5 separate regions of the Mus musculus genome follow, and regions 1, 2, 3 and 5 are each linked to region 4. The links are chromatin loops, found by intact Hi-C in ENCODE. Cell type or tissue: left cerebral cortex. All regions are shown on one strand. Region 1 overlaps Dpp6 (dipeptidylpeptidase 6). Region 2 overlaps Dpp6 (dipeptidylpeptidase 6). Region 3 overlaps Dpp6 (dipeptidylpeptidase 6). Region 4 overlaps Dpp6 (dipeptidylpeptidase 6). Region 5 overlaps Dpp6 (dipeptidylpeptidase 6).

The links. Hi-C counts contacts between places; a loop is a spot of excess contacts. Peaks named below come from ENCODE experiments on the same cell type or tissue, not always from the same donor. Only the 100,000 strongest peaks of a DNase experiment are listed, where the experiment ranks them.
Region 1: a loop joins it to region 4, with 2.6 times the contacts of the local background. A loop is called at or near these places in 5 of 42 quality-filtered maps.
Region 2: a loop joins it to region 4, with 2.4 times the contacts of the local background. A loop is called at or near these places in 5 of 42 quality-filtered maps.
Region 3: it touches region 4 in a loop (4-fold over the local background); 3 of 42 quality-filtered maps call a loop at or near these places.
Region 5: it touches region 4 in a loop (2.7-fold over the local background); 5 of 42 quality-filtered maps call a loop at or near these places.

The regions. Positions count from the first base shown.
Region 1 is chr5:27,414,427-27,419,426 of GRCm38, reverse strand. The region is part of intron 3 of Dpp6 (dipeptidylpeptidase 6); the gene reads right to left. Among named protein-coding and RNA genes, the nearest start is that of Gm52769, 83 kb to the left of the region's middle. In left cerebral cortex, a CTCF peak has its summit at 2,654 (motif pointing right); DNase peaks (open chromatin) are centred at 1,842, 2,676, 3,347, 4,690 and 1 more place.
Region 2 is chr5:27,072,467-27,077,466 of GRCm38, reverse strand. All of the region lies in intron 1 of Dpp6 (dipeptidylpeptidase 6), which reads right to left. Among named protein-coding and RNA genes, the nearest start is that of Dpp6, 26 kb to the right of the region's middle. In left cerebral cortex, CTCF peaks have their summits at 1,255 (motif pointing left) and 2,264 (motif pointing left); DNase peaks (open chromatin) are centred at 1,239 and 2,255.
Region 3 is chr5:27,200,944-27,205,943 of GRCm38, reverse strand. The region is part of intron 1 of Dpp6 (dipeptidylpeptidase 6); the gene reads right to left. Among named protein-coding and RNA genes, the nearest start is that of Dpp6, 150 kb to the right of the region's middle. In left cerebral cortex, a CTCF peak has its summit at 4,772; DNase peaks (open chromatin) are centred at 1,031 and 2,548; H3K27ac peaks cover 234 bases.
Region 4 is chr5:27,259,449-27,264,448 of GRCm38, reverse strand. The region is part of intron 1 of Dpp6 (dipeptidylpeptidase 6); the gene reads right to left. Among named protein-coding and RNA genes, the nearest start is that of Dpp6, 210 kb to the right of the region's middle. In left cerebral cortex, a CTCF peak has its summit at 2,513; DNase peaks (open chromatin) are centred at 671, 1,579 and 2,473; H3K4me3 peaks cover 2,768 bases; H3K27ac peaks cover 2,134 bases.
Region 5 is chr5:27,081,748-27,086,747 of GRCm38, reverse strand. The region is part of intron 1 of Dpp6 (dipeptidylpeptidase 6); the gene reads right to left. Among named protein-coding and RNA genes, the nearest start is that of Dpp6, 35 kb to the right of the region's middle. In left cerebral cortex, a CTCF peak has its summit at 2,896 (motif pointing left); a DNase peak (open chromatin) is centred at 2,786.

The DNA of each region.
Region 1 (5,000 bases), 150 kb before region 4:
TGTCAAGGTGACTTTCCAAAACCTCAGCAATCGTACAGTGATCTTTGTATAACAATCTGAGGAACATTCACACACACACACACACACACACACACACACACACACACACACACACAGAGGAGAGAGAGAGAGAGAGAGAGAGAGAGAGAGAAAGAGAGACCTATCTTCAGTCATGGGAGAGCATTGGGCATTTTAAGCTGTTTTTTTTTTTTTCCATCTGCTTCTTCTAACTCCTTAGAAGGCTTGCATCCTTACAGCAGTGCATCCTTACAGCAGTGGGGCTATGAAGATGGTAGCCTACAAGCTGCTGGAGGGGGAAAGGGAGCATGCGTGGGGCTCCTCAGATGCCCTCTAGCTGGTTGTCTGCAGTGATTTGACTCCAACCTAAGCTTGGAGTATGATTGTTCTGTGAGCTGACTCAGCCCAGGCTCACTGCAAATGGCCTTTTCCTTGGGGAAGTCCTTGGAAATAACCAGTGACAATTGTTTAACACAGGAATTACTGAAGTGGTGGCAATAGCTGAAGTAATAAGACCTTACTAAAAAATACCTTAAAAAGGAAAAACCAATTCTTTGCAGCAATGAAACCCAAACCAAGACACCTAGAAATCTTGTGAGCAAACTGTCAAAAGACAAAGTGTGAATTCTGTTGGCAGTGAGGGGAAGGTGACCCATCTTGTTTACTGAAGTGTCAATAGGGTTAGCAGCAGATTCTGAATCATTAGCTGTGGTGTTCCTAGGGCAGTGGGATGGGACCCAGAACACTATGGGAAGACTATCAACCAACAGTGGTGTAGCCAGCCAGCTAAGCCTTCAAATAAACTAACATACTTCCAAGTACAAACTAAGAATATTTTATAAAGCCTGTTCCAGCAAGAAATACCAGATCAAAGGAAAACTGCAGACAGTTATCTGCTTAGGAATGTAGCCACAATGCTTCCATAACAATACACCAAGCCCAAGAACCTAAAGACAATTATATACCATAGCTAAGTGAGACTTATTTCAACAATGCAATGGGGGTTTAAGAGAGGCAATCAACCTGGATAATATATAATATTAAGAATGTCTGAGAAGATATCACAGAAAGAAGACCTTAGGGAGACATGGGGATTAAAGGCATCTGGATACTGTGGATGGGATTCCTGTGTGTGTGTGTGTGTGTGTGTGTGTGTGTGTGTGTGTGTGTGTGTCTGTGTGTGTCTGTGTCTGTGTGTGTGTGTGTGTGTGTGTGTGTGTGTCTGTGTGTGTCTGTGTCTGTGTGTGTGTGTGTGTGTGTGTGTGTCTGTGTGTGTCTGTGTCTGTGTGTGTGTGTGTGTGTGTGTGTGTGTGTGTGTGTCTGTGTGTGTCTGTGTCTGTGTGTGTGTGTGTGTGTCTGTGTGTCTGTGTGTGTCTGTGTCTGTGTGTGTGTGTGTGTGTGTGTGTGTGTGTGTGTGTCTGTGTGTGTCTGTGTCTGTGTGTGTGTGTGTGTGTGTGTGTTGGAACATAATAGCTAAAGGTTAAGGAAATGTGAAAAAAGATTACATTTTAGTTAGTCCCATTTGTTAACTGTGGTAAGTGCATCATGCTGATGCAGAAGGCAACATCAGAGAAGCTGGGCGCTGGCATAAGGGAGCGCTGTGCTCTCCATGGCTTTTCTGTGATATACATCAATTCTAAAAAGAAACATTTACTTGTATGGGAGGTCACAGATCTATCCTGCAAAGACTGAGTGAGAGGACCGTGAAGGTAGTGAGAGTGCCTTCCAGCCCTGGGCGTCCATGTCAGGGCAGATGGCGATGTGAGCACGAGAGTCAGCTTGCACTGACATAGTGACGAGTGCCATGCCTGACAGTCCTAGTTCTCTGATGGCAATCTGGGACTGTTCTCAATGCCTGTTTTTAACCACATAAAGAACTTGCTTTTGCATTCTCTCACTTTGACTGCACGGACCAACCTGTGGGCTCTGCAACACATATGGAGGATTTAAAACAGCAAACTTCAAGCTGCAAATGATCTCATTTTAATGGGTTCCACAGCAACGTGAGCAGAGTAGGGGGAAGCCTTCTGTCCATTCACTCTCCTTCTGTCCTTTAAACTATCAAACCCACCTGATTCCTTATTTTTAGTTAAGGAGGGCTAATTTGAGAGGGATTGTTTAATTCACATTTTGAGAAATATGATCCTGAGCTTTGGGGCTGTAATGATCTGTGGGACAAAAAAAAAAAAAAAAAAAAAGTGAGACAAGTGTGATTTTTTTTTTCCCTGCAAAATTAGGTCCTGTCTGTGGGTCACCTGACTTAACCTTTCCTGCACTCCTCCATCACACCTAACTGCATCTCAAAAGATAATTATCAGAGCCTTCAGCTTTGGCAGAAGGCAGAGTTCTTGTGCAAATGATAGTATGTCACATCATTAACATTATTATAAATGACAGGCAGCTAAACTTATACCCAGGGCAACGTTATATATTAATAAGTGAATTAATAAGCCAGTGATCAAGAAATTACATGCCCCGTTGACAAGCTGGATAGTATCTCTCTTCATGACTATTTGCCCAACACATACAACACAAACATCTTCAGTGAGGCCATAGAGCTTTTAAGTGCTGACCTTACAGTCAATTCTCCAGCCAGACTAAAATGTTGCCCTTGCTAAGTGCATCCTTAGCCACTAGAGGGCATTAGTTCATAAAATGCTCTGGGCCTAAAAGGGTACTGAGAGACTGAACAAGGGGACTTGGGAAGCAGATAAAATTCAGCCAAAATGATATTTTATTATTTGTTCTTAAGTGAAGCACATTGGGTCTAAAACCCCGTCTTCCCCACGGACACCGGCACATCAGGAGGGAGTCTGCTTTCCTAGGACAGGAGTCATGATAGATGTGAGGTAGGAGTCGAACCCAGGTCCTTGAGAAGAGCAGCTGTGCGCTTAACTGTTAAGCCATCTCTCTAACCCCTCTCTATGTGAATCTTAGTGAGAAGCTTTTCTGTAGAAAAGAATTGAGACATAAGGCTTAAAAATCAATGGGGGACAAACTGCCCTTTAACGAATATCAAACTAGGAGACTAGATTCTATTTTGTAATTTCTAGTACAAAATTCCAGGGAGATTAACATTTTTAACTGTGTTCTTTGCACCTACCAGAAGCTGAACCACAACTCCCCACCCCCAGATGCTCATTCTTTTCATTTCAAAGTAATACCTGTTCTGTGTGTTTCCATTCATATATGTCATATGTGCAGTCATCCCATACATGTGAGCATGTGGATCTGCATGTATGTGTGTAAATACCTGTAGAGGTCAAAGGTCACGGTCACAGTCAAGCGTTCTTTTCTACCTTGGTTTTGTTCCTTGAGCTCACTAGTATGGCCAGACTGGCTGGCCAGCAAGTGTTCTGTCTCTACCTTCCCAGCAATAGGGTTTTGGACATATTCCAGCATGATCAGCTTTTATGTGGGTACCAGGGAACCCAGCTCAGGTCTCTATGATTGTGCAGCAATTTCTTTGCCACTCAGTCCTTCAAAGCCACATTAAGGACAGCTTCTACCAATCTCTCAGAGCTTCTTTGTGAGTGGTAAGAAGTGGGCTTTGAGTCCCTTCAGATCCACTCAAGGCATGTGTGATGGGCCAGGTCTGAGCAGGCTCTTTGCCTCTTCAAATAGTGAAGCTTACAGTGGAATAGAGGATCCTGTCCTTAGACGGGCATACAGGAGCTTGCATTTTCTGCTGGCTCTGTGCCCACATGCACAACTTCCTTGGCCTTCAGGGGACAGTACTGCTAAAGCTGCCTCCAGGGAAAGTTGCTACAAATCACAGGACCCGCCACCACACGCCAGTTCTCAGTTAGCAAAACCCCTGGGCTCCCGATACCCCTTTGGGTCAAGTTAGTCACAATAAGTGAATCTTTATAACTTTCCTGTTCATTGCTTCTTCATCTTACTTTTCCAAAATTAATTTATCCCTTTTAGGCAGAAAATTTGCTAGCTTGGAGTCTGAGAAAAAGGATTATAGGGAATGCTTTTTAGAGACCCATTTTTGTTTATATTTTTGCTAGAATAAATTAAGTTTGCTAATGTTTATTCCAGAGAGAGAGAGGGGGAGAGAGATTGAAATCCTTAACGGATCATAGGTAGCTCATTAAAATTGAAGATATATACCTGTGAGAATCTTGTCTGAAAATCTGAGACTATGCCTTGTAAAGTGTCTACTATGAGCATGTGTTCTGGCCTGGGCTTCCTATGATCAGGCCCATGGAGAGGGGATTTGCCCTCTTGCAGCAGGTAGATTTCAAATGCTTATTAGCCAAGCCTGCAAGCACAGCTCCAGTGAAAACCTGCTCTCCTGTCTCTTTTCTCCACCTGCTGTTTATGTGTATGTCTTAGATTCCTACCTGAAGCCTTGCCTAAGACATTTTATTTGCCCAGAGATCGCCTCAGAGAACCACTAGGGAACAACAGTCTGTGGCAACATGTTCTTCCCTAGCTTGTATTTGCTGCTTTTTTCTTGACTGTGACCAAATCCTTGATAAGAAGCATCCTAGGAGAGCAAGGGTTTACTTGGCTCACAGTTGGAGGAGTTACAACCACCATGGTTGGGAAAGGCGTGAAGGCAAGAGCTGAGGCAGCTGGTCACATTATACCCACAGTCAAGAAGCAGAGTGTGGGCAGGAAGTGGAATTGAGCTAGCAAACCCCAAGGCTAGCTCTCAGTGACACGCTTCCACCACCAGCAAGATTCACCACTTTCAAAAAACAGCTAGAGACCAAATGTTCAAACACTTGCCAGTGGGAAAGTTTCACACCCAAACCCCAACATAGCTCTTACCAACTGTCTACCCTCATCGCCCAAAGAAAGCAGCAGGCAAGTTGGACCACCTAGAGACCATCAGAGACCATCAGAGCCCCAATGCCCAGAGGAGCATCCTATACATGGAGTCCAATATCTGATGACCTCACTGAGGTCTGGTTTCTGCTAGTCTCTTTGAATATTTTAGCCTTAAGCCAAACCAATTGTGTGGATCA
Region 2 (5,000 bases), 190 kb after region 4:
GCTAAGGTATGCAGAAGTGATACACAGGACCTGCTCAGGGCACAGTCATGGTTGAATGTCTGATGCCTGAAGTAAGCAAAGTGAAAGCATCCACTGCCCAAAGCCTGAACCAGGGAGGTGCCTCTGCAGTGGGACTTTGGGGAGGAAGGGTCTAATCGCTACATCTCTCAATTGTATCTCCCACCTCCTCCTCAGAAGTATTTTAAAGAGGGGAGAATTTTCCAAAGGTCACAGGGAGAGGCTCTGCTGGCATTTAGGGCAGGACTCAGGGATGCTGGCCATTTGGAGGAGTGAAGAGCCTGCCCTGTGAGGCTCCAGGTATCCTTAGCCCCTGCAGGTTGGCTGGAATAAAACCAGCTGTCTGGCACTGCCAGCCACAGAGGGGACAGCAGACATCAGGGCCACCAGGTCTAGAACCTTAGGACCCAGCACCAATAGATATCAGGGCTTCTAAATACCAGAGCCACCAGATTCAAGGCCACTAGACACAAAGGCCACCAAATTCAGGGCCATCAGATCCAGGACACAGAAACTCTGGATACCAAGGGCACCAGATCAAAGGCCATAAGATTTGGGCCTTCAGAACAAGGGCTTCCTAAAATTTAGAGATTTCTCATCTGTCTTCTGCCAGGCAAAAAAGTAATCCATTTTTCCTGTCTGTTGTGAACATTTTGTGTCATAATTAGGGTGTTCTGTCATAGCCTTATTCTACAGAAATAGTTTCTATTTCCTCCTGATAATTTAAAAACATTAGTCTTTAGTTCCTAGAGTCAGATAAAGGAAGCTGATTTTCTGCTCTTCACACAGGTGGATAAATGCTGTTCCCACTGATTTGTGAAAACTCTTCAGTCTTATGCTAATTTCCAGGTACAAGTTGGCATTTTCAGAGACCTAGCCTGTCTTTCCCTATGTTCCCTGAAGCTTGAGATAGGTGCTATAAATATCACCTCACAGACAGGAATGACAGCTACAGGAGTCTATACTTGGAAATCGTTAAAATCATACTGTAGTAGGAGCTATGTAAGCTGTATGTCTGTCTGTCCATTCATTAGGCTGAGTACTCTTTCTTCACCCAGTGCAGAGTACAGATCACAATTACCAAGGCCACAGGACTGGAGAGATGGCTCAGCAGTCAAGAACACTGGATGCTTTTCTCAAGAACCCAGGTTCAAGTTCCACACTCACATGGAAGGAAGCTCACAATAGTTTGTAACTCCAGTTCCAGGGGATCTGATGCCCTCTTCTGGCTTTCACGGGTATCAGACATGCAGGCAAAACATTCATGCATATGAAATAAAAATTAAAACAATAATGTAAAAAGTTACCAGGGCCTCACCTTGTGATTGATGCCCTATTGGCAGAAGCCATTTGTTCTCCATTGCCTTGCTCAGTCTTGGTCTGTTACATTTCTAGCCTTACCCTAGCTACATAATTAAAACATGCAACAGTGCACACCCCACACAGTAAAAATCATGCAAAACACCACTGTACTTGACCCCGTGGTTGCCCTGTGCAAGCAGGCAGCCCCATTTCAGCTGTTGCAGATCAGGATAGCTACAGGGGACTCTGATCAGACCATGAATATGAAGGCCAGGCACTGCAGCTCCTTGCCTTGTGGTGCTCAGACAAGCACCTCAGGACGCTTGCACCTGTGCTGTATATAGCACAGGCTCCTACTATTAGATTCACAGCGGACTCACCAGTGTTTAGAAAACCTTACCCATACCCAAAGACAAATCCTACACTTGTAGATGAAGATCCCTCATGCTGGGGGAGAATCATCCGCTTGAAGACCACTGCAAACCCTACTGCTAGAGTAACTCCAAAGTAACAACCCAATTCAGCCATGCATGGATGTCCTAAGGCTGGGAGATGCCCAGAGCCCTTTCACCATTCAGGAAAAGAGTGCTGGGTGTCACTTGTGAGGGTCCCCTATGGGAGCAACACGGCTCAGGGCATGCTATGAACGTGGGCAGGATCACAGGCCTCTGCACAAAGTCTGTTTGTGGTGATGTAATCAGATACCATTGAGCAGCTGCAGAAGAGTTCCATAGAGACCCCGGAGGTTATGGACAGAATCAGATAGGGCCAGACAGGGATGCCTTGCTGTGTAAAGGGGGGCTGCTGCAGCTTCTCCCCAGTGTGATGAACATCTCCGCTGACACAGGAGTTGTTTTTCGACGAGCTTCTGCTTGTCCCAGTCTTGCTGCGATTCTGCACAACCCTAAAAACCAGGGTCTCAGCAGTAAACTCTGCCCTCTGCTGGCAAGACTCACAAATCACACACTCCTGCTCTTCCCACGCCAGCCAGATCAGGCAGACAAATGGAAGCTGTCAAGGGGGTGCATAATGCTTTGTTTGTTTAAGAATGCTGTTTTTAATGATTGGGATTTTAGACTAATTTTGTCAACTTGACTCTTCCCATGCTCAGAAAAAGTTGAGTTGGAGAAAAGGGAAGAAACCTTCCCTGTTTCCTAGTAATCTGGTTTTGATTGACAAGGGAGGACCCTCTTCCTTGCTACTTGCTTGAAGAGATGCGAGAGCTGAGCTTATGAGCATGCTCAGTATAACACAGGTGTACCACCAGATCCAAGGAAGCACAGAAGAACGTTTCCACAGGGAGGAAATTAGATGATGGTGGGAATGGCCTGCCCATCTTGCTCACCACCCAGCAGGCAGTGGGTGCCATGGGCTCATCGTGTAATTCCTTGCAACTTATTCTAGGTTCGCACATTTCCATAAAGTGAATCTGGGCAGATCTCAGTTGGTAAAGACTGAACAGCTACAGCTGGAGAACGAAGGAAAACTCCACAGGGCTAAAGGACTCAGAAATTAGGAGCACTCGATGCTCTTTCAGAGGACCTGAGTTTAGTGTCCAGCATCCACAATAGATGGTTCAAACCACCTGTAACTCCAGCTCCTGGGATCAAATACCCTCTTCTGGCTTCTGCGTGCATCCACATGTAAATAAAATAAAATCATTGGGGGACAAAGAAAGGCCAGGGGTCGCAGTGGTCAGCAGACAGAAGGCCAAGAGACCTTTGGTCTCTCTTTTTCCTTTCTCAGATAGAAGGGTCAGAAGTGCAGCCAGTAGGCAGGCAAATCAAATCAGTGGCAGGGCACTTCCTTAGCTTTCACTCCCAGCGTCCCCATCTTTAAAATGATGCAACCAATACAAGTGCCCTGTTTATCACTGAAAGCTGAGGTAAGCCCTGTGTGAGATGTTTGTTCAGCCTTCCAGGGTAAAGCCATCTAATACAATGACATACATATGTGAGTCTTGTCCTATACTCTGGTTCTTGTCAGGCAATACAAGTGTGTGTGCATGTGACACTTGGGCATCCCAAGTTCCATAACACAGAAAGGAGGGCTCAATGAATGAGTGACTTAATAATATACTTCCCTTTTAAAACATGATTCATTCATCCATGTTAAGCCTCCCCATGGATAACTTACCTGATAGAAATTATGTGAATGTAGTCTGCAATCTCCCATGCCTTCAATTAACAAAAAGATGCAACAAAAACCATGTGCTGGGAAGTTTTGTATACTGTTTTAACTAAGGGCTCAAGGGGGGAATGCCCACCTTTTTAAAAGATTTATTTTATTTATTACTTTGTGTGTGTGTGTGTGTGTGTGTGTGTGTGTGTGTGTGTGTGTGTGTTCATGAACATCAGAAGATGCAATCAGATGCCATTGTGCGGCACCATCATTGTGGTTGCTGGGAACTGAACTTAGGACTCTGAAAGTGCAGTCGGTGCTCCTAACTGCTGAGCCATCTCTTCAGCCCTGAAGTATGCCTTTTTTCAAAAGGGATTTTATTGATGACACTGGGTTTGTCTATTGCCTTTTAGCCTTTTGGATAAGCACATTGATTACCTATGCCAGTGAGGAAGGAAGTCCCCTGGAGACATATTTGCAGAAGCTGGGTGGAAATCCAAGTGTGTGACTACCGTATGGAAGCACCTGGATATCAGTATGTAACGCTGCTGTCCCAGAATACAGCCTAACATTTTCAGAACTTCTCCAGTGAGTAAACAGGAATTTTATAACATGATAGCTACATCACAACTGCTTCTGAGAAGCAACCCTGTTCTTGTTTCGAGTTGTAAAGAAGAAAACGGAGCAGGTGGCAAGAACTTCTTACTTTGGAAGTAGCTTGCACTGTGGATCCTGGGCTCTGACTTACAACACCTATGTGTGTGCACACATCCTCCAGCCCCAAAGTCCTGCTGCTCACTGTCCACAGCAGGGATGGTCACCTGAAACTGCTGGGAGAGCCGAATCTTCAACATTGCCTGGGTTTTGGTTTGTTGGTTTGTTTGGTTTTTTTTTTGTTTTTGTTTTTGTTTTTTGCTTTTTTCCTATTTCTTAAAAGGAGAGGTGTGTATGTGTGCATTTGTCTGGATGCATGAGTATATGTGTATGTGTGTGTGGTGTGTGTATATGTGTGCACGTTGTGTGTGTGTGTGTGAGAGAGAGAGAGTGTGTGTATATGTGTGTGTGTGCATTTGTTTGGATGCATGGGTATATGTGTATGTGTGTGGGGGGTATATGTGTGTGTGTGTGGTGTGTGTATATGTGTGTATGGTGTGTGTGGGTGTGTGTGAGTGAGTGAGTGAGTGAGTGAGTGTGTGTGTGTGTGGTATGGTTGTATATGTGTGGTGTGTGTAATATGTGTGTGTGCATGTCTGTGTGTATACCTGCACTGTGTAACTACCAGGAAGATGAAACTTTATTTCTATCTCACAATTTTTATAGAATAACTTTTTATTAATAGCCTTAAGGGCAGTACCCACTGACCTGACTTCCTAAGTCCTCACAGACATCTAGTGGTCAGGGGTGTTCTTTCTATGCATCAGTCATGAGACATTTAGTGGCATCTTCACTTCTATGTGACCCCACCCCTGCCAGGAGAGCACTGAGGACTCGGAAGCATGTCTCCTTTCCTTCTGCTGTGTCTTCACCTTGTGTTTTCCAGTTGCATGCTAACTCCTCAG
Region 3 (5,000 bases), 59 kb after region 4:
TCTCTCAGGGAACAGGAAGATGCCGCAGACACCTGCAAAGTCCTCGTGGGATCCAGAGCTTTCCTTCTGATGAGGGAAAGTCAGTGTAGAGTGTTCTAGATCTTCTCACATATGAGAGTCAGGCAGGCTGGAAATCAGACATCCCCTTCTGCTCTCCTATTGCCTGAAAACATGCCTCTGATGCCATGTGGACCTATAGGCTGGGCCGTTCTAGATGAGACTCTTCCATGCTCCCAACCTCCCCCTCCCCACCCGCAATTTAGTGCACAACGAGGTACTGTTTCCATACCCTATAATGATTTTTTTTTAAATAAGGACAGAGTGCCTGAATATTCAGGAGAAAAACAGATTTTAGAATGATTGACTGGGCTAGGATGACATTGATGTCATCTTAAGGAGAGAAGAAGCAAGGAGAGAAAACAGAGGGGAAGAAGGGAATGGGAGAGTAGAGGAGAGGAGAGGAGAGGAGAGGAGAGGAGAGGAGAGGGGGAAGGGAAGAAAGGGAAAAGAAGCAGAAGAGAAAGGGGGAAGAGGAGAGTTTGATGACAAGAATGTTGGGGTTGAGGGGCTCAGACCAGAACATGGCAGGAGGCTAGACAATAAACAGGGTGAGCTCATGAAAGCAGGCACCTGGCTGAGGCTGTGCCCATTAACTCAGTCTGGTGGACTCCATGGGTGCCTTGAGTCCTTTTAATCCTGTCCTGGGTGAAATGAGCGCTTTGGGTTAAAATGAACGACCTGTATCTCAGAGTCTGCTTCTCCTGTCACTGCTCACTCCCCCACCGCTTTCCTTGTGCTGACCTGTACAGCCACGCTAACCAGACACAAAGAAAGCCCTCTAGGTGTTCTGAACAATTCTCAGGCCTGGAGTCAGAGACAGCCACTTGTAGGGCAGGCTTAAAGGTGGCAGGCAGAAAAGAAGAAAGCTCTTGCACTCTGCCTGCTGCACACCATCTGAAAGGCTGTCAGCGGCCTTGGATTTGATTCATGCCAAGCTTTATACTGACACCCACCCCCCTCAGCAGTGATATTTTAAAATCCTCTTTTGTCATTTTAAGCTCCACAGGAAGAGAGATTCCAGAGCTCGTGGGTTTGGAAGAAGAGGGATCTAGGAGAGAACTCATAGGCACTGAGCAAGCAAACTTGGCTGGGCGCTCCATTATTATTTTTCTTATGTTCCTAGTAGCCTGCACATCTATTAGGCCACTGAGTTTTTTGTGATTGCAGGAAAATACTAAAAAGGAACCCAGGAATCCTTGAAACTGAACTACCCTGACAATCGAACTGAACCTGACAACGTGGGTGTCAGGGGAGCCCACACCCACTGCCTGTAGTTCCAGCTGAAGAGAACTGAAAGGTGACATTTCACTCAGCACAGAGAGTGAATGACTGTCCAAGATACAGAGGAGCAGGTAGGTAGCCTATGTGGAAAGGTATTCTCTGAATGTATGCTAACTTGACAATAAAGGGGAAAATATTCTCATTCATACTGTAGAAACAGAATGTTTCTTGAAGACAGCAAGCAAGAGAGGGACCCTTTGAATGGGTCCACCTCTGCAATGCCCAGTAGTCACCAAATTCATAGAGGAAGATGGGTGATGGCCAGCTTCTGGGACAGGGGCAGGAGAGTGACCACTTACTGCCCCAACCTCTTTCTTGTGTAAGTCCTAGAATTGATTGTGGTAATGGTTGGTGCACCACGTGAGTCTACTTTTAAACTCTGAATTGAATACTTCAGATGCCTGAGTTCTATGGCATACAAATCAAATCTAGAGCATTTTCCAGGACATCAGAAGCCCAATGTGTAGGACCCACTAGTGGCTGACCTTCTTGCCCCCACGGCAGAGGTTTTCAGAAAGGTAAAGGGCAGCACTGAGGCCGGCCTGTTTCTAAAAGGGTCTTGGGAATCAGCCTTGGGGAACTGGGCCCTGGGCCTGTAAGAGCAGGTCACACTGTCTTCCTGTGGGTCATTGTGAGGCCAGCTCACCTGAGGCCTTGGGGAGACAGAACTACAGCCTAGGCATGTCTGGATTACCAGTCAAGACTCTGGGGAGCTCAAACTTCCCATTTCGCACATAAGAGATAGATTAGGAATTAGAAGCCCTAGGTGATGTGTGATCCCACATTACTGGCATCTCTATGCGTAGATCAGTCATTGTGAATGACCCTATTACCTGTCTCTTGTAACTTTATCACCTATTAAATGAAAAGAATGACCCAGACCCCTGCTGTCCCTTTCCAACAGGCTAGATCTCCAGACAGTCTGTCTGGGGGTAGAGGATAGGATGTGAATCCAGGGTGTGCCCAGGTAAGGGATTACAGACAAAGTCCCCAGCTAATGGTGTGGCTGGAGATCCAGAAATAGATGCCTCAAGCAAACGCACTGAGAACCATCTGGGCTTCGTGATCCAGGAAGAGAAATGCAGCTTTGGGGACAAGTGTCTAGGAAACTAAAAATAGAGATATGCTAAAGGTCACTGATTATTCCTATATCTTTCTGTGGAACTCTTAGTACAGAGGCACAGCATCTCATTGTCATGGAAACAGGAACACTCCCTGATTCCCAACATCACATGCCACACACAGGTTGTCAAACCAGGCTGTTCCATCTGGCCATGGCAAAGTCACAGAGCCACACCACCAAACAGTCTGGCTCCCCACCTGTCACCTTCTTTCTGCTGCTGTCTATGTTGAAGTCTACCATGAAAAGGACCATGGGTGTGGCAGTCTTTTCAGCTTCTAATTGGGTACCCCTACACTCTGTCACCCCACTGTGAAGGGCTGACTGGACAGTGAAGGGTTTAGAAACAACCCCATTCTCTCTTCTTTCTTCCTAGTTCAACCTCCCATATCCTGAGAAGCCATCTTCATTCTTCCAAGAAAAATTTCCACAGTATGTCAGACCTACCTCTTTCCTTTCTCTATGCATTCCTGGCCACGATGCCTATTGTATAGGAAATGTTCTGCTTTGCATTGCTGGATGCTTCTCTAATGTATGGTTTCCTCACCACTGTAGCACACCTCACCAGAGGATGACCTCAGCAGGAAACTCTCCTCATAGTCCAGGGACTAGAAGTCTAAAGGTGACATCAGGGCTGGTTCCTTCTGAGACCAGGGAGGATGGTCCCAGGCCTCTTTCTGCTGTTGGCAGTCAGTGAAGGTCATTTGGAACCTCTTGGTTTATAGCAGATGCATTATCTAAACCGAAGCTTCCTAAAGTGTGCATTGCTATCCCAGTTGTAATATAACTAAAAAGAGATTCATGAAAAACTGGGTAACACAGACAGGTTTCTGCTTCACAAACAAAAGTTAGTGGAGAATCAAGCATGCAGTGAAACCAAGCTCTTTCTAGAAGCATTTCTCAGTGCTGCAGACATGGCATCACTTCAGCCTTGATTCTGAGCACACAACATGCACCCATGCTGTGTACACCATCTCTCCTTGGGAATGCTCTTGGAGTTAAGAGACTGTGTTCTGAGCTGCAGGCCTTTTAGTGCCTACACATGGTTTTCCACTCTTCTAGAAGCAGAGGTTTACTTCCAGAAAGCAACAACTTTCAGCATTCACCACCATCTCCCTCAGTATGCAGCTCCAGACACAGCACCTCATTTAGTTATCTTGTGGTGGTGTGTTGATTGTAAAAACTGCTGTTTCATTTGCTGACTTGAGTTTCATATAAAAACACTAAAAGAAGTTTTGGTTTGGGATTAGGATAGACTTTCCAACCATTTCTAAAATAGCCCTAAACTTATCTCTGCCATTTTGTACTGTGTACTTACTCAAAGCAGTGTTTTGAGCATTAATGATTATACAATCAAAATATCGATTAACTCTAAGAAGTGTCGAAAATGCCCTATGTCCTGAAGCATCAAGTTTTTAGCCAGGTTGTATTTTTTTTTTTTGTTGTTGTTAAAAGAAGCACATCTCATTAGTATGTGCAATGGGTCAACAGACACTTGGGTGTGTCTATGAAGGCGTTTCCAGAGAGACTTAACTGAGGAAGAATAACTACCCTGAAGATGTGCATCACCATCCCATGGGCTGTGGAATACAATTAAATTAAAAAAAAAAGAGTGAGTAGAAGTTAAGAATGCATCCTTCTGTCTCCTGCCTCAGGATGTGATGTGAGCAGCTGCCCCACACCCCTACCTCCTGCCTCAGGATGTGATGTGAGCAGCTGCTTCACACCCCTGCCTCCTGCCTAAGGATGTGATGTGAGCAGCTGCCCCACACCCCTACCTCCTCGCCTTCCCACCATGATGGACTGTATCTTTGAATCATGAACCCAAATAAACTCTCTTTCATCCAGTTGTTTTTGTCACAGCAACCAGAACATTAACTAGTATAGCACACAAAGTTAAAAATTACATTCTAAAGAATTTTTTAAAGCTAATACATTTAGGATTAACTTCCATTTGTATACATATTTTTCATACTTACATTGGGGCCATGTTAAATTTGCTCTGGTAAAAGTAGGTTGGAGTGGAGAAATCAGAGAGAAAGTTATAGAGCTCGTCTCCATCTGCACAAAGCGCTGCCATGCTTTGTCTAGCTGTGAATCTGAATGAATCCTTCTTTGTACTAGAACAGATGTCAGATGGACTGGGGCCCATATGTACAAAAACGATGTGACCTGGGCAGGTGACATCTCTAAGGCAGGCCAGGAGTCTCTGTGTGAACTGTGGGTGAACACAGCCATGCTCATAGCAGAAAGGCCATTGCTTATCTGACTAGACATGAAGCACAGGCTGCTGGTGTGCTGCCCCTAGAGGCTGAGACTGAAGATGCTATGTTGTTATCACTGGATCAGCAAGGCAAAGGATGCTTCCAGAAGTCCCTCCCTCCCATCTAACCACCTCTTCTACTCCCAAAATCATCAGAAATGCCACTCTCTCTGTTTCTCAAAGGATGCTTTCCAGCTCTTCCAGGGCTCTCCAGTTTCCATCTGGCAGACCTCTCTCTCTCTAGATTCCCTCTCACACCAGTTTCCTTCTCAGTGA
Region 4 (5,000 bases):
TGCTGTGACCACAGGTATGAGCCACCGTACTCTGCTACATGGAACTTAGAGAAAATTGCATATAATGAAGGAATAAGGCACATTTTGTCTTATTTACTGCTCTTTGTGTGCATGTGTGTGTGTGTGTGTGTGTGTGTGTGTGTGTGTGTGTGTGTATGTGTGTGTGTTAGGCCAGTTAAGATTATTGTCAACACACTTTTAAAGCACATGTGTTGCATGAGAGCATGTATGTGAATCCATCCCTAATTTTTAAATGTGAGACTTTGGTGTCCACCAGTTTTGCCTTTCTCTCATCACTCCTAGACCACTCTATCGACTTGATGGGCTCAGCTCTGGGACATTCTTAGAGTCACCAACACGCTGCTAGGAAATGAAAGAAAGGCCCTACTAGTTGCAACTCAAGGAAAAGTGGCCTCCAGAGTTGAGACTGCCTTTGTACCCCAGCTGACACCTATATCCACAAAGTCAGCTGATTCAAGAACGGGAGGCTAAAGGTTCAAAAATCACACCAAGTGCTTGTGCACCATGCATGACGCTCTCCAACCACTGACATTCCTGTGCATGCTAAGATCCGGTAAAGAAGGAGAAAGTCATACAGACTGAAGGAAAGTTCTTTTGCATAAGTAGGCTGTACCCTGGGCACCTGATCCCTGCTTAAAATTGAGAATGTCAGAAAGCAGTCTCAGACTCATGACCTCTGCCCAGAAAAGCCTTACAAGCGTTGATGCCATAGCTAGCACGACAATGAGAGGAGACTGGGTTATGAGATGCTAATCTGAGGTAGAAATGCGTTTTTATGGAGCAGACATTGCATAGGATCTTTACGAGGAGGAGGAGAGCTTGCTTTGCCTGCTGTGGACCTGTTATAACCCTTGCCCAAATACACTGAATAAGACTTTTTAGATGTCTAGTTTTGCAGAATCTCCTCCACAAGAGTAACAAAAATGTATGTGAGATTTCCACATGATGAGATAATATGATCTCCTTAGAAAACAACAAACAAACAAAAAAACATAGAAAATCTCCCTAAGTTTGAGGGAGATGACCCACAAAGAGTCTCAATAAACAGATTCAAAGTTGTCTCCAAATAGTTTATGACAGTGTCCCCAAAGGCTCTCTATGAGTTCTAGAAGGGCTTCCTTTCTTTGCCTGAATGCTGGCATAAGTGACCTAAGAACAACCTAGACCCAAAAGGGAAACCGCATTCGCTGTGAATTAACTGAGCCAGCACCAGCCAGCACCAGCCAACCAGTAGAGCCTCCCGGGGTCTGCTTAGAGAACTCCTGAGTTGAAGAGAGCACCATGGCACAGACAACCTTCAGACCCTCCAGTAAGAGAGCTACAACACCCACCATACTCAGACATCCATTCTCCAAGCAAGCCAGAGGGAAGTCTCTTGGGGCAGGGACAGCTCTTCTTCCTGTAGGACTGACTCCAAGCATCCTCATTGCCCTGTGAGATCTGCCACCCTCAGTCAGGCTCACCTGCCTCCTTGCACATCCTCATTATTCTGGGTAGTGTGCTCTCTTTGCCCTCAGGAACACAGCCTGTCCCTGCCTCCACAGACACTCTGGGGAAGAGGGCAGGGAAAGTAGGCACTGGAAGGGAGATCCTTTACCGGGCATGCTTGCTTCTGATCTGTCTTAGAGACACAGTGAAGAAGTCCCTTTGCAGGGTCTCAGTCAGCCTGATCTATGTATGTTTGCGATGTCCTTTCTCCCCAATTACAAAGTAGTTGGGAATATTCACAACTAACACGGGTTAAATGAGGCAGCTCCAAAGAGAGAGAGAGGCCTTTGTCCACAGCTGCTTGGGCAAGTCCACCTTCCTTCTCAGTTATTGATAAAGCCTGGGTAGCCTTTAAAATAGAGGGGGTGGGGCAGGGTGGCCTAACCCAACACACCACCCTGGGGGTTAGAGCTACAAACAGACACTGAATAGTCTCTCTCTCTCTTTCTCTCTCTCTCTCCTCTCTCTCTCTCCCTCTCTCTCTTCTTCCCTCCCTCCCTCCCCTCTCTCTCTGACACACACACACACACACACACACACACACACACTCACACACACACACACACCAGCAGCCTTACCTGATCCTGCTGCTGTACAGATTTTCCTGAGGCGCTGGGCTCCTTGGCTGTGGTCATGGTCTGTCCGGGCACTCGCCACCCCAGAGACAGAAGGGGTTTGACTGAGACTTTGGAGGCACCAGGATCAGAATGGTAGGGTGAGGAGGAAAGCGATTCTAGTCCATACTTCCAAAATCACCAGGTTTTTGGGGGGCGGTGGGGGGAGGGAGCTGGGTAGAGCAGCCTAGTTTGCTCTTTAAATGCAAAGAGCAAAGACAGGCTCGGCAGAAGAAGACGCTGATGCTCAGTGGGGCTTCTCCAATTAGCCACAGCCTCTGCAATCGCCACAGAAACAATAACTGCTTAGCAACCGGCAACTGGCGGCTGAGTGCAGGCAGGGGCCCGAGTGATGCGTGCTGCTTCCCCACCGCCTCCTGTCCGCTGCCGCGCAAAGGCGCATGCTCCGGCTGTGCTCTGCCTGGCTGGGGCTGGGGCGGGGGCCGCGGAAGGGTTGAGGCCTGTGGACGCTACAAGCTCGCCGAAGCACCAGCAGCCTTGTCACTGTATCCACCAGGAAACCTTCATGAATCCAGGTCACCGGGCGCCCCCATTGCTGAGCTAGTTGCCTGCAGCAGTACTAGTCCTATGGCTCCCACCTGGTCAGGGGGATCAAGAAGGATGCAGTCTTTTCCACTATCCCTGGCTACAAAATGCAGGTGGTTAGGGGTGATTAGAGAGACAGACCTCCCTTCTGGTTTGCCTTGGTCTTTCTTTACAAGTCAGAAAACTTCGGTTTCGCCTTTAGAGTGGATAAATCTATATCAACTGAAAATCAACCGGAATGAAGAAGAGTGCAACCTGTGTGGTGCCCTTAGAGGTCACAGGCTCCCTGCTGCATCTGACCCTCAAGAGAAAGCCAGACAGCATACAGTGCCCCAGAAATTCCTAAGGCCTAGGCCTCCATGTTGGACCTAGTAGGGGCTTCTACCAACCTGAACTCTTGCTTCCTGCTTCTACTAGACATAGCTGGATGAATGCTGCACCGAAACTCTTAGGAAAGCAGGGTTAACCAAGGGGTTTCAGGTGGGGATGAATCCTGACCCAGCAGAGAGCCTTCAAGTTAGGCAATGCCAGAGGCCTTCCCCTCAGCCACGGCTCTGCTTTGTGTTCTTCCTCTGTGAACATCTCCTCAGCCCCTCATGTCTGCTTCTCTTTCCAGTCTCACAGCCCTGGTTACAGGTAGCCATTTACTGGAAAGAACTTGGCTACCTGATAATGTCACTAATAGCCACTAATTACATTAGGAATTGTGTCCTGGGGCCTGGGTAGCATTGATCTGATTTTGTAGTTAAGATTCCACTAAGCAGGAGTTGCAGAGACACTGTCCTGGAATCCAGCCCCTTCTGGAAGTCCAGAGCCCAGTCATTTTACAAGACCAACAATTGATCAATTGACAGGCAAACTCAAATTCTAGCAGAGGTCTGCCTGCTCTCCCACAGCCCAGACTTTGCTGCTCTGAGTGTTTGGTTCTGATTCCAATATGTTTTTACAGGGCACCCAATGGCTTACTTATACTGCTTTGGCCAAAAGGACAAGAGAAAACACCGTGGCTTGCCACTGAGAAGTCTGCTTTGGTTTGTTTGCATTGAGTTAGCTACCTTCCAGTGCTGGCTATGACTTAAGAAAATGTATAAACACCTATGTTATTCAACATCAGAGCCCTGTTAACCAAGATGCTTAGATTCTAAGTGATTCAGTGTTGCTGAAAGGCTGGTGCCAAACCTCTAAGGCGAGACTCTAGTCGTATAACCACTGGCCTCTGTGAGTGTGGAGGGTCCCTGCCACACCCTAGTTGCATCCCTGGTTCTGGACGTCACCGTGGCACACTTATCCTTAGAGCTCAGCAGCAAGACAGATGAAGCCTCTGGAAAGAGTATCATGAAGTGGACCATCTTGGCCTGCACCCTGGAAACACCTCAACCCCTTAGGATCTTAGTCAATCAACAAAATCAGCAGCCCCTGCCTCAAACTGCAGTCTCAACACAGCCTGTCAACTAGAGTTTCCTCTTTAACCTAAGCTGTCTGGAACAGGTTAAGTCCTGAGTCATACCATCTGTATTATCTCAGGAAGAATTCATTGGTCCCCTCTGAGGCTGTGAGCTGCTATCCACAGACAAGAACAACAGCATAGCAGAGAGCTAGCCATTGTCCTTAGGGACCACAGTCCAATGGGAAGTGATCCCCAGGGGTGCTGAGTTCCGCACCATGGGCATATAGGAAACTCCTTCAGGCTCTTCCCACTTCTCAGTGAAGAGCTCAAGAGAGTCTGGTGCATCTAAGTTGAAGACGGTCATCATATACAATCTGCTGACATTTGAAAGATGATAGACAACATCTCAACGGAATTTTCTGCTGCTGGACAGGCCATGCCCCCAGGTTCCTCAATTCCCTCATCCATCAGATCAGTTCTCAGGAGTCATTATGTGGAAAAGTGAGAATTGGTGGTGGTAGAACTCTGTGGGTTTCTCTCTGGTGCTGGTTCCCCAGATACCAGATTCGTTGTACACTTGACCTTGACTGTCTTATGGGTGAAAAAGCAGGGATTTCTGCCTTATGAGACACTGCAGGTGAAGCTATGCAAATTCAGGGTAAATCTTACATCCCTGGGAGTTCTCAAAAATATTCTCAGAGAAACCCACAGTGCTTGAGGAGAGGGGCGAGGGGCTTGCTAATGAGCAGACATAATGACTCACTTTTGCAAGATGAATACATTCTAATATCTGCGGTATAGCACTGAGCCTGGAGTCCACAATGCCATGCCACACAGTTAAAAACCTATTAGTGGGGTAGATCCCAGGAGTGTTTTTGCTACAGCAAGATGAAATGGGCTATATGTTGCTGATATTTTTCAATTAATCACAACCCCCTTGTAGG
Region 5 (5,000 bases), 180 kb after region 4:
AAAAGCAAAAAGCTCCTAACCCAAAGCACCCAGTAAATCTAAGATATGGTGAGAAGATCAAACCTAAGGATAAAATGTATAAAGGAGAGCAAAGATTCCCAACTTAAAGGACCTGTAAATATCTTCAACAAAATTATAGAAGAAAACTTCTCTAATCTAAAGATTAGATTCCCATGAACATACAAGAAGCCTACAGAACTCCAAGTAGACTGGACCAGAAAAGAAATTCCTCTCATCACATAATAATCAAAACACCAAATGCATTAAACAAAGAAAGAACATTAAAAGCAGTAAAGGAAAAAGGTCAAGTAACATATAAAGGCAGACCTATCAGAATTACATCAGACTTCTCACCAGAGACTGTGAAAGCTAGAAGATCCTGGGCAAATGTCATACAGACCCTAAGAGAACATGAATGCCAGCCCAGACTACTATACCCAGCAAAACTCTCAATTACCATAGATGGAGAAAACAAGATATTCCATGACAAAACCAGATTTAAACAATATATCTCCACAAATCCAGCCCTAAAAAGGATAATAGATGGAAAACATTAACACAAGGAGGGAAACTACACCCTAGAAAAAGCAAGAAAGTAGTCTTTAAACAAACCCAAAAGAATATGGCCACACAAACATAAAAATAACATCAAAAATAACAGGTAGCAACAATCACTACTCCTTAATATCTCTTAACATCAATGGCCTCAATAAAAAGACATAGACTAACAGACTGGATACATAAACAGGATCCAGCATTTTGCTGCATACAGGAAATGCACCCCAGTGTTAAAGACAGACACCACTTCAGAGTAAAGGGCTGGAAAACAATTTTCCAAGGAAATGGTTCCAAGAATGGGAGTAGTCAGAATAAAATCAACTTTCAAACAAAAGTTATCAAAAAGGATAAGGAAGGACATTTCAGACTCATCAAAGGAAAAATATACCAAGAAGAACTCTCAATTCTGAAGTTTTATGCTCCAAATGCAAGAGTACCCACATTCATAAAAGCAACTCTACTACAGCTCAAAGTACACATTGCACCTCTCACAATTATAGTGGGAGACTTCAACACCCCACTCTCATTAATGGACAGATCATAGAAATGCCAACTAACAGAGACATACTGAAACTAACAGAAGTTATGTACCAAATGTATTTAACAGGTATCTATAGAACATTTCATCCTAAAACCAGATACCTTCTTCTCAGCACCTCATAGTACCTTATCCAAAATTGACCATATAAATCTCTCACAAAACAGGCCCCAACAAATACAACAAGATTGAAATAATTCCATGCATCTTATCAGATCACCACAAAATAAGGCTGGTCTTCAATAGCAACAAAAACAACAGAAAGCCCACATATACATGGAAGCTGAATAGCACCCTACTCAATAACTTGGTCAAGGAGGAAATAAAGAAAGAAATGAAAGGCTTTTTAGAATTTAATGAAAATGAAGGCACAACATACCCAAACGTATGAGACACAATGAAAGCAGTGCTAAAGGAAAACTCATAGCTCTGAGTGCCTCCACAAAGAAACTGGAGAGAGCATACACTACCAGCTTAACAGCACACCTGAAAGCTCAAGAACAGAAAGAATCAAATACACCCAAGAGGAGTAGAGGTCAGGAAATAATCAAACTCAAGGCTGAATCAACCAAGTAGAAACAAAAAGAACTATACAAAGAATCAACCAAACCAGGAGCTGGTTCTTTGAGAAAATCAACAAGATTGATAAACCCTTAGCCAGACTAACCAGAGGGCACAGAGACAGTATCCAAATTAACAAAATCAGAAATCAGAAGGGAGATATAACAACATAAACTGAGGAAATTCAAAAAATCAGCAGATCCTACCACAAAACCCTATACTCAACAAAACTGGAAAATCTGGATGAAATGGAAAACTTTCTAGACAGATATCAAATACCATCAGATAAACCATCTAAACAGTTCTATAACCCCTAAAGAAATAAAAGTGATCATTTAAAGTCTCCCAACCAAAAAAAGCCCAGGACCAGATGGGTTTAGTGCAATTCTCTCAGACCTTCAAGGAAGACCTAATACCAATACTCCTCAAAGTATTCCACAAAACAGAACCAGAAGGAACACTACCCAATTCATTCTACAAAGCCCACAGTTAGGGTGTGTATTCTCCTTTGGAGATGGAACGGTTTCCATCTAATCAGGAATTTGTCCCAATTTCTTTTCATAGAGGACTTCATAAGAGATTTTCTTTCTACTTCTATCATGTTCAATGTTCCAAATAGATTTTAAAAACTGAAGGAAAAAAAAAAGAATTATAGCCTAGAAAACAATCCACAGACCACTAATGTTTCTTTCTATGAGAAGGCGGCTCTTGCCTCCTTACATTTCCCTTTTTTGGGTGGGGTGGATAGATTTTAGAGTGTGTGGGACTTGTTTGGGGAGTGAACTGGTCATGTGATGCTGCTGGAAACACAGGAAGCTGATGTACACTGATGGAGGTCAGGTGTTTTTATCTGCTCTAGTACCTAGCACAGTATCATGAGACAATTGCTTATGGAGGAGATGCTGGAAGGGTTGGAGTCAAGCAAATTTATGTACTTAAAAGGTGCTGGAACTGGAATTTGAAGCTAATGTATCTTGTTCTAAACTCCAAACTCTTCATGTGAGCTCTCACTGCATCTATCCAAGCAGGAGCCTACTCCACAGCCTCCACGGGAATTGGAATCTGTTTGAACATCTTGAGGGAATGAAAATTCACAATTCCTGGAGATAGACACTCTGCTTTTTAAACAGTCTGGCAGAAACATTGGCTCTCGAGAGCCAAGGCCCACTCTTCACATCCCTTCAGTTAGTCCAAGCTGAGCTCTCCAAAGTCATGCTTGAGAAATCCAAGAAAGTCCCTGAGCCATCGGAGAAGAGCACTTGCCTTTCAACCATAGCTCCCTCCCGTGGCTTTTAGCTTAGTCACTGCTCTGCATGCTCACTGTATGGAGTTGTGTCCAGGGGTCAGGAGAGAAAGGAGGATTGGCACTGGAAGCCCTCTGTTTGGGGACTAGAGGCAACCCTCAAACACTCAAGCATAGCTGGTGTCAGAGGAACACTATTTCCTCGTGTGTGTGTGTGTGTGTGTGTGTGTGTGTGTGTGTGTGTGTGGTGTGTGTGTGTGTGTGTGTGTGTGTGTATTTTATGATTATATATGGTGTTGTATCTTTGTAGTGTGTTCACATGTAGTGTACATGCACATTTTTGTGCATATGTGTGGAGATCCAAGGTGGAGTTCTGGTGTCTTTTATCCATTGCTCCCCACCATTACTTTTTTAAATGGAGTACCTCACTGAAAGTCACTGATTGTGCTATGGTGTCTGGCCAATGACCTTCAGACATCTGCCTATCCTTCCAGCCCTCACTTGAAGGCTGGCTTTACAATCATTCGCCTTCACACCTGTTTTTTTTTACAGGTTCTTTGGATCTGGACTCAGGTTCTCCTGTCTGTGTGGCAGAAACTGTACTGCTGGTGTCATTTCCACAACACAGAGAAGTGCATTCCAACTTTACTTTCAACAGTATAAAATTTAAATACCCAGGGATAGTGCATGGCTCGTGTGTTGACACAGACCAAGACCTCTCCAGAAGTAAACATGAAACTCCAAGCATAACTGATGGTCACTACAATACTAACTATGTCATCTTTTTTGGTAGCCATATCTCCCAGATAACCTAGCTGAGGCTCACTTAAAAGTGTCATGGTTTTGTGCACCTAGTGATGAAAGACCCATTGCCTCTTGCCCCTTGCCCATTGCCCCTTGCCCTTTGCTCATTGCCCCATTCCCTTCCCATCTAAGACAGCATCTCCAAAATTTCTACTCAGGGTTTAGCACAAATGACAAGCCTGGGAAAATTGCAATAATCTGGTCTCCCAACACTGTCATAAAAAGTCAACAGAAGTGGAAGCAGGAAGATCAAGAGTTCAAGACCATCCTCAGCTACATAGCAAGTTGAGTTCAGTCTGGGATACAGAAGTCCTTCTTCTAAAACTCTTAACTTAGAATACTGCCTAGTGCATGTCAGGATTTCTTTGTTGCTAAATTTATGTGACTTCCTGACACTCTCTCACTGGAGTAACTTGGAGTAGCACCCCCATGGCATCACTCCAAAGTCACAACTTATTCTCCTTCACTCCAACTCAGTTAAATCCATCAGAGACTGAACCCCACCGGTACAAATCTAAACTCCAATGGACACTGAACCTGCCCAGACAAAAGCACTACAGTGAAGGCCAGTGTAAAGAGGACAGATGGGTGTTCTGCAGAGTTCTACAGCCCAAGCATGTGCAAGGCATGCACTCAAAGAGAGTTACTTCCTTATTTTATAAGTTTATTAGCATACCATGTAAATTGTACATATTAATTAATTAATTAGATCCAGACTTCTTTTATCCCCTGCCCCATCCCCTTCAGCCTCTATTAATCATTATCTCTATTAATTTGCTTTCTATTGCTATGGTAAGCACCATGACCAGAAGCAACCTGAGAAGGAAAGGATTTGTACAGCTTACATGTCCAGCTCACAGTCAGTCATTGAGGGAATTCAGGGTAGGAACTCAGAGGAGCTTAGTGGCAGCATCTGAAGCAGAAACCATGAAGGAACACTGCTTTCTGGCTTTCTTCCCAAGACTTGCTCAGATTGCTCTCAAATACAACCCGGGACCACCTGCCTTTGCATGACACTACACAGAATGTGCCCATAACCACCATAAATCAAGAAAATGGCCCATAGGCTTATCTTAAGGCCAGTCTGATGAAGGCAATTTCTCAGTTGACATTCCCTCCTCCTAAATGATCCTAGAGCATTTCAAGCTGACAAACAACTAGTCAGCACAGCATCTTAACTCATATTTAGGTCAACACTTTCTTAATCTCCACAAAAGAGAGGACATTTGATCCTTTTCCTTCTGTGTCTGGCTCTTTTCATTTAACACAACATCCTTTACTTCTTCCCTCTTTGCT